2 separate regions of the Mus musculus genome follow, and region 1 is linked to region 2. The links are chromatin loops, found by intact Hi-C in ENCODE. Cell type or tissue: heart. All regions are shown on one strand. Each heading gives the region's core, and the rest is flanking DNA. Links, peaks and the distances in the headings are about the cores only. Region 1 overlaps Galnt16 (polypeptide N-acetylgalactosaminyltransferase 16). Region 2 holds the start of 2310002D06Rik (RIKEN cDNA 2310002D06 gene).

Region 1 (5,374 bases), core at 142-5,141, 96 kb before region 2:
ATTGGATGGATCTCAGAAGAGACCTTGAACTTTGAACTTTTGACATTGTTGATACTGCTATATACTATGGTGATGTTGGAAGTTGGACTAAATGTACTTTTTAAATTATGCTCGGGCTGGTGAGATGGCTCAGTGGGTAAGAGCACCCTACTGTTCTTCCGAAGGTCAGGAGTTCAAATCCCAGCAACCACATGGTGGCTCACAACCATCTGTAACGAGATCTGACTCCCTCTTCTGGAGTGTCTGAGGACAGCTACAGTGTACTTACATATAATAAATAAATAAATAAATCTTTAAATTATGCTATGGCTAGGTATGGCACCTATAGACTCATATGTTAGAACAAGCTTCTGGGGGCCAGAGAGTGGAATGTCATGGTTTGAATATGCTTGGCCCAGGAAGTGGCACTATTTGGAGGTGTGGCCTTGTTGGAATAGGTATTTCACTTTGGACATGGGCTTAAAGACCCTCATCCTAGCTGCCTGGAAGTCAGTATTCTGCTAGCAGCTTTCAGATGAAGATGTAGAACTCTCAGCTCTGCCTGTACCATGCCTGCCTTGGATACTACCATGCTCCCACCTTGATGATAATGGATTGAACCTCTGAACCTGTAAGCCAGCTCCAATTAAATGTTATAAGACTTGCAATGGTCATGGTGTCTGTTCACAGCAGTAAAACCCTAACTAAGACAGTATTTTTTTTAACTATTTATTTATTTATTTATTTATTTATTTTATGTATATGAGTACATTGTAGCTATACAGATGGTTGTGAGCCTTCATGTGGTTGCTGGGAATTGAATTTTTAGGACCTCTGCTCCCTCCAGTCAACCCTGCTTGCTCCAGTTGGCCCGGCATCATCTAAGATGGCACCTGGAGTGGTCAGGAAGCATCAATTTTAGAAGGATTGAGCATCTTATTGGCTCACACTACTCAACAAAGGGGCTTGGTATAGAGCAGGTGTGTGTGTGTGTGTGTGTGTGTGTGTGTGTGTGTGTGTGTGTGTGTATTTTTTACTGGCTTCCCCACCAGCAGCCACTGGTCAGGAAAATCCATGCCCTCCCAGCTGACCAGGCCTTAACTGAGTTTTTGTCAGGGAGATCTCTTACCATGAGAGAAGCTGCCTGGGCCCCTCCTTCCTGAAAGAGTGATGACTCAAACCAGCACAGGGGACAAACACCAGACAAGAGTTAGATGTGGTCATAGGGACATAGTGAACTCTAGCTTTTCCAGGTTTCCTTTCCTGGTCCCTGGTGGGAGAGGACCACACCCCTGCCAGAGCTGTGGAAGAGTTCTGAGGCCTCCAGAAGGGCAGTGGAGCTGTCTGGATAATTTCTCACAAATAAAAATGGGGAGCAAAAGGAAGAGCCTTGGTGAAAATCACAGCTAAGTGAGTGTGTGTGTGGCGGGGGGAGGGTGCAGGTCTGCAGGGAGCATTTGCATTCCATCAACAAACCAGCCAGCGAAACAGTCAGACAAAATGAAGAAAACTGAAGCCACACTCCAGGACCCAGGAACTGCTCTCTGCTGGACAAGCAAGAGGCTGACTCTAGCAAGCATGCTCCTGTGTCCCCAGCCCTTGAATGTCCTGCAGACTTATGTGAGGCGCATGTGTACAATGGGGGAGTGTGTTGCTAGCAACACTCTAGCCTGTCCATTGCAGTTTACATGCACACCAAGTCAGGACTTATTTTTATCTGGGTAGGTTCAACTTCTGATCAGAGAAGTGGTGGAGTTCTATTGGTTTCCATGGAAACTGTTAGGTAGAGCATCTGCTGCCCGATCAAGCAAGCCTAAGCTGGCAGGACTCTTCTAGAATGATTTTGCTGTTCTTACCCAGGAAGACCATCATGCCTGAATGCTTTCCTGTGTACAGAGCAAGGGGAAAGGCAGGTCTGAGGGGGCTAGAATGGCTCCTAGGGAAGAAAAAAAAAGAACTGTTTAAAGGCAAGCATGGTGGGATAGCCATATCTATTCTGAGGAGCCCTTGAATTTCTGTTTCTAAGCAGCAACAGGGCCTGTGTGATTAAGCAAGGAACTTGGGCTCAGTCTGATATTCTGCTTCCTAAGGTCCAGCATACCCTAGTAGCAAGGCCACCTCCTGGCTCCCTACAGAACTCCCCCGCCCCCCCGTTCCCCCAAGATCCAGGAGAGGATTCATTTTGAGCATGCTCTGTTTCATTCACTTGTACAGGATACAGACCTGACTCCCAGGCAGTAGAAGCTAGTTGAATGCTTGCAAAGTCTGAAATAAAGGCATCAGCCTATGTGGACATGTAAGAAGTGGTTTTATTCCAGGTGTGTTTCATAAAGACAATGTCCTCCAGGACAGCTTAGTGGCACATGCTTTGGCCAAGAAGAAAAGCAAACACAGAGTTGGACTGAGTCCCCGCACGGGACAGCTGCCAAGTGCTGAGCCGGGTCTGACCACAGGAAATGGGGAGAGGCCCCCATCAAGGCTCTCTGAGTAGCTGTCCTTACATTCACAGAGAGAAGCCCAGGTTCCTAGCCCCAAAGTCCACGTTGGGACAGGGCCCAAGCCTCTAGAGAAAAGCCTCTGCCTTAGCCCCAATGCTGTCCTGGACTTTGGCAGGACTCTTCCCAGAGGGTCACAGGATCCAAGGCCAGGTCTGTAAATAGCAGTGTGTATATATATAAGACATCGTAACAAGGTGGGCGAAGCTTAGTCACCGAGGTGAGGGGCCCCTGGGCTGAACCCAGGGGTGCAGACGTATTTGGCACAGAACAGCTGAGAGGATGCTGGTGAGAGCCAGAGGTGCAGGGAAACTGCTGGAGTACCCGCCAGAGTGGGCACTACAAACCCAGGACTTGGTTTCTAACACCTGGTGATGTACAGGCTGGGCCCAGCAGAGAGGGAGATTCGGGGCAGAGCCCCAGATAGCTAGCTGGTAGTGCTAATCCAGCGCAAAGGATCAGAGGCTTTGAAAAACCACGAAGCAGGGAAAATCCAGGCTCAACCCCCACCTATGTAATTGCACATGTACATACACATGCAATTTACTAGAGATTTCTCAACCTTCTCAAGTGTGTTGATTCCCTGTGAATATCTGGCTGCCTGGTTTATGAAAGACTGGGTGCTCCTGGGATAGGACTGGCCTTCTTAGGCAGACTTGCTTTGGGATAGAGACCCCAAGAATTTTGGGCTCTTTTACCCAAGAGCCATTGTGTAAGCCAATGGTGAGGAAAAGGACGGGATTCCAGGATGATACCAACCTATAGTCTCCGTGTTCTCAGTATCGGGAGAGGAGAGAGCAGGTTATTCTGTACACAGACAGGAGCCACTAGCCAGCTTCGAAACCCACTACAACCACTGGCCTTTGGTGAAGGGATTTAGCGCGGTGTTTTGACCTGGGTGACTCAGTCTCTACTGACTAGGAATGGTTATACTCCAGGAAAGGGGTCCAATTCTGACTAGCCACCTTGCCCCACAATGCAATGTTTACAGAGGCAAAGAACCTGAAAAAGTAGGAGTCCAAAACAGTTAGCAAAGATAAGGGTATTTCAGGGTGTATGACCAGTTAGTGGGGACACGCCCAAGTGTGAGGTCTTGGCGTGACATATGGCTAAGCGGAAGTGGAAATTATTCTACTTAATAAATTATACCCCAGATCCCTCTCCAGTTTCTTGCTAAGACTGTGGTCACCTAGGGGCTGCAGACATATGTTGGGCTTGGGACCTGGGGCTGGCAAAGCAGCAACAGGGTGATGATGTCCTGAAAAGAGACCTTGGTTTTCTGGCACTTCACAGTTGGCTGCTTCTCTATCCACGTTCTTCTGTGAATCTCCATCCTCTGCTCCCAGGCTGCATCCCTCCCTCGCTCACCCAGTGGCCGGAGCTTCTCAACCCTTCCTCTTCTCTAGCTGCCTTGCTTTCAGCCTCTTCACACACGATGCCACCTGTCCTCTTGTGTTGACTTTAGGCTAGCCCCGTGACCCAACTGGCCCCTTTGGTAGGTTTTGGTCCTCGTCCCTCTTAGGCAACAAGGGGAAGGCCCACACATCACTGTCTGGAGCCCAAAAAGGGCCAAGGGAGAAGACAAAGGGCCAGGAGCAGCTGCCAAGTCTCTGCCCAGGACAGCTGCATACTAACCATCTCCTCTCCCAGGGCAAGACTTGGGTGGCACAGAGGGCATGAAGCATGCCCCTGCACCCTGCCTGAACTAGCTTTGGAGAAATGCGTGGTAGGGGTGTGTACTGATGATCCGGTCGAAATGTGAGGAGATGGGAAACAGCCCGCTTGACACTCCCCCACCCTAACCCCTTCCAGTCCCCAAGTCTCATGCAGAAGGTACAGGAGGCTGGGGGCTACCATCATGTGTGTGGCAGCAGCTGCCATTGCTGGGCCTGGGCATCTGTCTGACATTTGCTGGTCACCAGCTGGGCAGGCTTTGTCTCCAGGCAGAGGCCGCTGACTGAATGCTGGATGAAAGATCCTTTCCTTCTCCATTTCTGGGTGGAAGGGAGAGAGGAAAGGAAGAAGAAAATGGTTTGAAAATAACAACATATGAGCTGGGGCTGGAGCTCTGTGGTACAGTGCTTACCCGACATGCACAAGGCTACACTCCATGCCCAGTTCAGGACTAAGAAGTAGTTTGTACCTTCATTTCATGAGCGTGCACACAAAACCACATACACCTACAACACACAGTGCTCGTTTGTTTATTTATTTGTGTGGGTGTGGGTGTGCGTGCTCGCGTGCTCAAGCGTGCATTTCCTACACGTGTGTGAGCATGTGCCTTCATGGAGGCCAGATGTTGATGTCAGTGTCTTCCTGTATAACTTTCTCTTATTTTTTGATACAGGGCCTCACTAACCACGGAGCTCATCAACTCAGCAAGACTGGCTGGCTAGCAAGCTGCAGGGATCCTCATATGTCCTGCTCCCCAGTGCTGAGATCCCAGGCTGTGCCTGGCCTCTTATGTGGGTGCTGGGGAATCCACACTGAGGTCCTCGGGATCACACAGCAAGCACTTCAACAGTGCTGCAGTCATCTCCCCAGCCCTCATCCCCCTTCATTGAAAACAGACTGTGTCCCTCTCTGGGTGCTCACTTCTGTGGTATGGGACAACTTACTACATAGATCAAAGGAAACAACACTCCCAGGGGCTGTGTCCAACCTGGAGCTGTTATTTTAAATCCCACCTTCGCTGTCACATAAAACACATCTCCAGTTTTTCTATGGACACTAGGCTCAGTTTCTATCAGATGGCTGGGCTGGGGCGCCCCCTGCTCTCTGCTCTCATCCATCAGCTCCTGGACTTGACTTTCCTCACCTAGCAGCTCCCCCACCAGTTCCCTGCAGAGACCGAGTTAGTGACCCGTGGCCTAGGGGAATCTTTGCTTTATAAGAACAAA
Region 2 (5,374 bases), core at 284-5,283:
CTCAGCCTGCAGTCCAACAAAAGAGGCAGACAAGAGTCTGTTGTTGTTGTAGTTGTTGTCTCTGTCCCCTCCAAGTGCCTGTGTGTATGGATATATGTGCAGAAATATATGCGGTCTGTTTACTAAAATTGGACTTCATACCTTTTCTTAAATAACTGATTTCTTTCCTGTAATTACTAGTTATTAGTAACACACAATTGTTCACTAGAGAAAAAAATAAAATCTGTATCTAATTGTATTTCCTTCTATCTCTGAATCATTTATCTTTACAAAGACCACTACCTAAAAGTGGAGGGAGCTGTAGCAATTGGGAAGTGGGACACCTGCCATCACCAACCTGGTCATCCTGGAGAAGTAACACACTTGGGCCTCTTGCATTTAAAATGGGACTTTGTTGGTGGGTGTTAATGCACACTGGTGATCTCAGCACTTGAGAGGCTGAGACAGGAGGACAGCTGTGACTCTAAAACTAGCCCCACCCCACCCCCACCCTCCAAAAGGGAAGGTTTAGAAAGATGGCTCACCAGTTAGCAGTAATATTGTTCTTGCAAAGGACCCAGGTTAAAATCCCTGCCAGGCAGTGGTGGCGCACGCCTTTAATCCCAACACTTGGCAGGCAGAGGCAGGTGGATTTCTGAGTTCCAGGCCAGCCTGGTCTATGGAGTAAGTTCCAGGACAGCCAGGGCTACACAGAGAAACCCTGCCCTGAAACCACCCCCCCACACACAAAAAAAAGTAAAATCCCAGCACCCACAACTATCTGTAGAGTGCATTCCTACATGAAATAAGTCTTTAAAAGAAGAGCAGTTCTTTGTCTCAAGTGCACTTAAAATGGCCTTTCTAGGACTGGCATTTTAAGATTTCACTTGCTTAGTATTTAAACGATTTCCTGTCCTGGAAAGAATTACTAGCACTAATCTAGAATGCACTTTTCTTTGTCCTTTGATTTCCCCCAACATCTTACACATACACACACACACACACACACACACACACACACACACACACACACCTGGATGATTTATAATATTCTACTTGATCAAGAATCTGGAACCTGAGATGGGAAGATTAAGATTTTCAGTGGTTAAAGTGGTTAAATGTAATCAAGAGAGCTGGATTTCAGAGCTCCAGATTCCACATAAATGCCAGATGGGGCATGGCAGCTTGCCTGTAATTCTAGTGTTGGAAGGAACTGGGATCCCTGGAGCAAGCCCCGGAGTTCTGGGTTTGAGAGACTCTGCCTGGAAGAACAAGGTGGAACACTGAAGAAGATTCCCAGTATCAACCTTGCACCTTGACATGCATGTGTAGAGATATCTGTGTGAACCTGCACATATGTGAACACAAATACTCATGAAAAAAAAAAGAAGAAGAAGAAAAATAAGAACTTGACATCTTTCAGATTATACCAGACCTAGAAAGGAGATACTGGACAAAAAATAATAATAATAATTCAGAAATTGGGGTGTTCAGGGATGGCTCTGAGGAGGACACCTGGGGATGGGAATGGGAGCAAGTCTTGCACTGCATATACTTTTGTGCCTTTTTTCCCTTTCAGTTCCCGGAGAACAGGAGCCCAGTGATGGGACTGGACCCCTGCTGGACCATCCCCACTCTCCAGCCTGGAGTTGGCCTGGAGACGTTTGATGGATGCACACTGCTACTGGCTACTTGGCTGCAGGCACTCTACTGGGCTATCATGCCGCACAGGGATTCTACTGAGGCACTCTAGCAAAGGGCTGCCTCTCCACAGCTCCTGGACAAGCAGAGTCAGCAAAGGAGAAGCATACCAACCATAAATTCACCGGCCCCTACTATTTCCTCTCGAAGGCAGATTGCCTCTTTTTTGCTTTGTTTTCTGATGATGTGACATGAAGATGTAAGTATAAAAGAAAAAGAGGTACTAGAGCTAAAGTTGACTGGGGAGAAGGAGAAAGGTTCTATTTTCCCTGGCCGCAGCCTGCAGTGCGTGGCTCCATTGACAGAGCCAGGTTGCTGCATCTCAGACCAACTTCTGTGCCTGTCACCCCCACCCTCCACCTGTATTGGCGCCCCATCCGTTTTCCTAATTATTGAGCCCTTACCCAGCCTCCTCCTTCTGTCTTCTTTCCTTACCCAGCCTCCTCCTTCTGTCTCCTTTCCTTACTATAGCCTTAGATGGCAATGGCCATCACTTTTCTGTCCTTGTCTTTCTTTGTCCTACTCTGATTTCTTTGGTGCCGCTTATTGCACAGGCACATGGCCAAGAAACAGCTGCCATCACTGAGGTCCGTTTCCCAGTCTGGAACTGTCATTAGTCCACAGCTGAGACTGTTCAAGGTGGGTAATTCCCCTTTAACTATATCCCCACAGCCAATCACCTGCACTGTAAGTTAAAGATATCAGCTTCCCCCTATGAATTAGTTCTTACTAGGAATCTAGAGATCAAAGTTTAAACACCCCAAGTTATTCCTATGTCTTGTAAACAGGGCCCAGAATCCATATTCAATCTGGAGTGTCCTGGTAGCGATGAACCCGCTGGTTCCAGAGCCTGTCACTGCAGTGAGTGGACTCTCGGCTGTCTCACCAACTGCACACAAGCCCGAGAGGGCCTAGGCTGTCCTCCCTCCCCCCCCAAGGAGGCTGTGGGGAATGAGGGCAGGAGGACAAAAAGCTATGACAATCAGACAAGCAGCAGCAGACGGGGATGAGTATGTGCCAGCGCAGACGCAGACCACAAAGGCACAAGCAGAGATGGAAAGATAGAGGACACAGGAAAAACAGCTTCAGGGAGAGACAAAGCAGAGAGCAAAACCCAATAAAAGTGTAAAGAGCACTAAAGCCAGACAAGCCTGGGGAGAGACCGTGGAGTCAGGTCAACGAGGAGGGCAGGAGGCGCTGGAGTGGCGCTGGAGGCAAGAGCGTTGGAGCAACATAAATCTGTTGGGAAGGGTCACTCACCTTCCAAGCTGTTGTGCTTATTGGCTACAGCAAGCAGAATCTATTTAAAACAGACCAGGCACTTTGCCTTATTCTGTTTCCCTGCCCAGAAAAGGCTGGAGCCAAAGGCTGAGGGAACCAGTCCAGCAGCCACCACAGGTTGAGCGGGAAGAACCCACCCTATCTCCAATGACCTCTCCTTTCATCTCGCTGCCACCCCTAAGCCACCAGGTCACACTCAACTGTTAGCATACTGAACACAGCCTCCGAGCCTCCAAAACTTCCTTCAAGCTTGTCAGAAGGCAGACGCTGCTCAACTGTGAGGGCTGTTGTAAGGCCACACTCAGGAGGGCTGTTTGACAGCAGGCATGTTTTAGAGGAGTGAGGGATTGGGGTGGTCATATGGAGGAGAGGATGCCAGGGAACTGAGAAGACACCAGCAGCGCCACTCCCTTCCCTAAACTGTGTGTGAGTGTCTTCAGAAGTGTCAACTTGAAGCTGACCCCTAACCACCTACCACAGGGGAAGTGCAAAGTTCAGGAGGTGGAAATGGCCACAGAAAGTCATACCTGCTTCCTTCCCTCCTGGGGGAGGTGGGAAGAGAACCCCCCCCCCTTCCTGGGCTCTATGGCCAGGCTGGGAATATGGCTCAGTAAGGTTGTATGAGATTTATGTGTGTAGACCTTACTGTACAAATCAGTTTGCCTGAGAAATTGGCTTTTCAAAATAAATTTGAGGTCAACCCTATGTTCAAAGAGAAGGATGGCTTGGGAAAGTGAAGTTATCCCAGCTCGTGTTTGTAATTTTTCTTTTTTCTTTTTATGATTTTTCAGACAGGGCTTCTCTGTGTAGCCCAGGCTGTTCTGGAACGTGATCACTCTGTAAACCGGGCTTGGCCTGGAACTCAGAGATCTGCCTACCTCTGCCTTCCAGGTGCTGGGATTAAAGGAGTGCACCACTACCGGTTAGCATGTTTGTAAATTGAATCAGAATGTCTAGTTTTGAAGACCAGGAGAGGACCCTGTGTAGAGACTCGCCTGTATCTTGGTTTTAGGTTTCAGGGGCTAAGCATCACTTAGCAGGAATATAAGTGGATGTGCTATGGGAACTACTACTAAAGAATGTAGGGAATTTAGTGGAAAATTTCAAACATATACAGAATAGGAGGAGCTGGAGAGATGTTTCAGTGATTAAGAGCATTGGCTGTTCTTCCAGAGGACCTGGTTCCATTTCCAGCACTCAATGGTGGCTTATAACCCTTTGTAACTCCAGTTCCCAGGCATCTGAAGCCCTCTTCTCTCCTCTGCAGGTACCAGGCATACACATGGCACACACACATATGTGTAAGAAAACACCCATAAAAAATTCTATTCTATGTGCACATAGCACCTATTTGTAGTTAATAACTTACTAAAATCAAACTTCATGAACTGTTCTATAATCCCTAAGTGTAGAGAAATGCTTAGACTCCACTACCAAATCCTCAGCAACTCTGACTCAGACTTACAGTCTTAGTGACCTCAGCTTGGTGAATACATAATCTTCTGGTCCCTAGAGGTTTGTAACACAAGGACGGTTAAAACTCTTCCTGTTGCCGGGCAATCCCAGCACTCGGGAGGCAGAGGCAGGCAGATTTCAGAGTTCGAGGCCAGCCTGGTCTGCAGAGTGAGTTCCAGGACAGCCAGGGCTATACAGAGAAACCCTCTCTTGAAAAACAAAACAAAACAAAAAAAAAACAAACAAACAAACAAAAAAAACCTCTTCCTGTCCCCTTTTAAAAACCATACTAGGGATTGAACCCGGGGCTTCATGCTAGGCAAGTTCTCTGTCCCTGAGCTATGTTGCCAATCTTTATTAATTTTTTTTAATATTCTTTTAAGAGAGGGTCTTGGTATGTGGCCCTGGCTGGCTTGGGACTTGCTTAGTAGACAGGGGGATTCCCAAACGCTGGGACTACTGACACACAACAGGCTGGCCTAAATTCTAGCCCGTGACAGTTATATGGGCATACACATCTGTCAAAATTCATCAAGCTATATCCTTCAAATGTATGTCTTCTTCGAATGTATGTATGGCACCTACACTGCACTTCAATAGGGTATTAACAATAACCCCCAGTTCTGTGTACAAGCGAGTCAAAGCACCGCTGGTGTGAGGTGTGCTGGGCAGTCCAGAGGAAGCTGCTGTTTTGAGAGAACAATGCTCTTTGGGCTTTCGCAAAACTTGTTCTTTGGAACCTGCCACCACAGCATGTGCTTTTGGTTAAGCATTCCACAGCTGAAACGCAATTCTATGCTTAAATGCCGAGAGGATGAGGCAAAATCTTGGCCAAGGTCAAGCTCTACTGATGGCTGGAGAGGGGGGCGGCAGCTAAGTGCTCTGCACTTGTGCAACATTTCAAAAAGAAAAGCTAACCCCAAGCCATCATCTGCTCATTTTCTGAGCCAACTCTGGT

Evidence for each region. Peaks named below come from ENCODE experiments on the same cell type or tissue, not always from the same donor. Only the 100,000 strongest peaks of a DNase experiment are listed, where the experiment ranks them.
Region 1: a loop joins it to region 2, with 2.1 times the contacts of the local background. A loop is called at or near these places in 4 of 42 quality-filtered maps.

The regions. Positions count from the first base shown.
Region 1 is chr12:80,600,789-80,606,162 of GRCm38, reverse strand. It overlaps Galnt16 (polypeptide N-acetylgalactosaminyltransferase 16), which reads right to left. Exons shown (of 15, transcript NM_001081421.2): 15 at 2,265-4,468. The coding sequence ends at 4,331. Among named protein-coding and RNA genes, the nearest start is that of Gm23817, 19 kb to the left of the region's middle. In heart, for the core only: no CTCF peak of the experiment used is centred there; a DNase peak (open chromatin) is centred at 2,402.
Region 2 is chr12:80,504,814-80,510,187 of GRCm38, reverse strand. Gm26777 (a long non-coding RNA gene) reads left to right here. Exons shown (of 5, transcript XR_381753.4): 3 at 1-1,879; 4 at 2,235-2,319; 5 at 2,469-3,037. 2310002D06Rik (RIKEN cDNA 2310002D06 gene) reads right to left here and starts at 2,982. Exons shown (of 3, transcript NR_045490.1): 1 at 2,941-2,982. In heart, for the core only: no CTCF peak of the experiment used is centred there; DNase peaks (open chromatin) are centred at 3,017 and 5,237.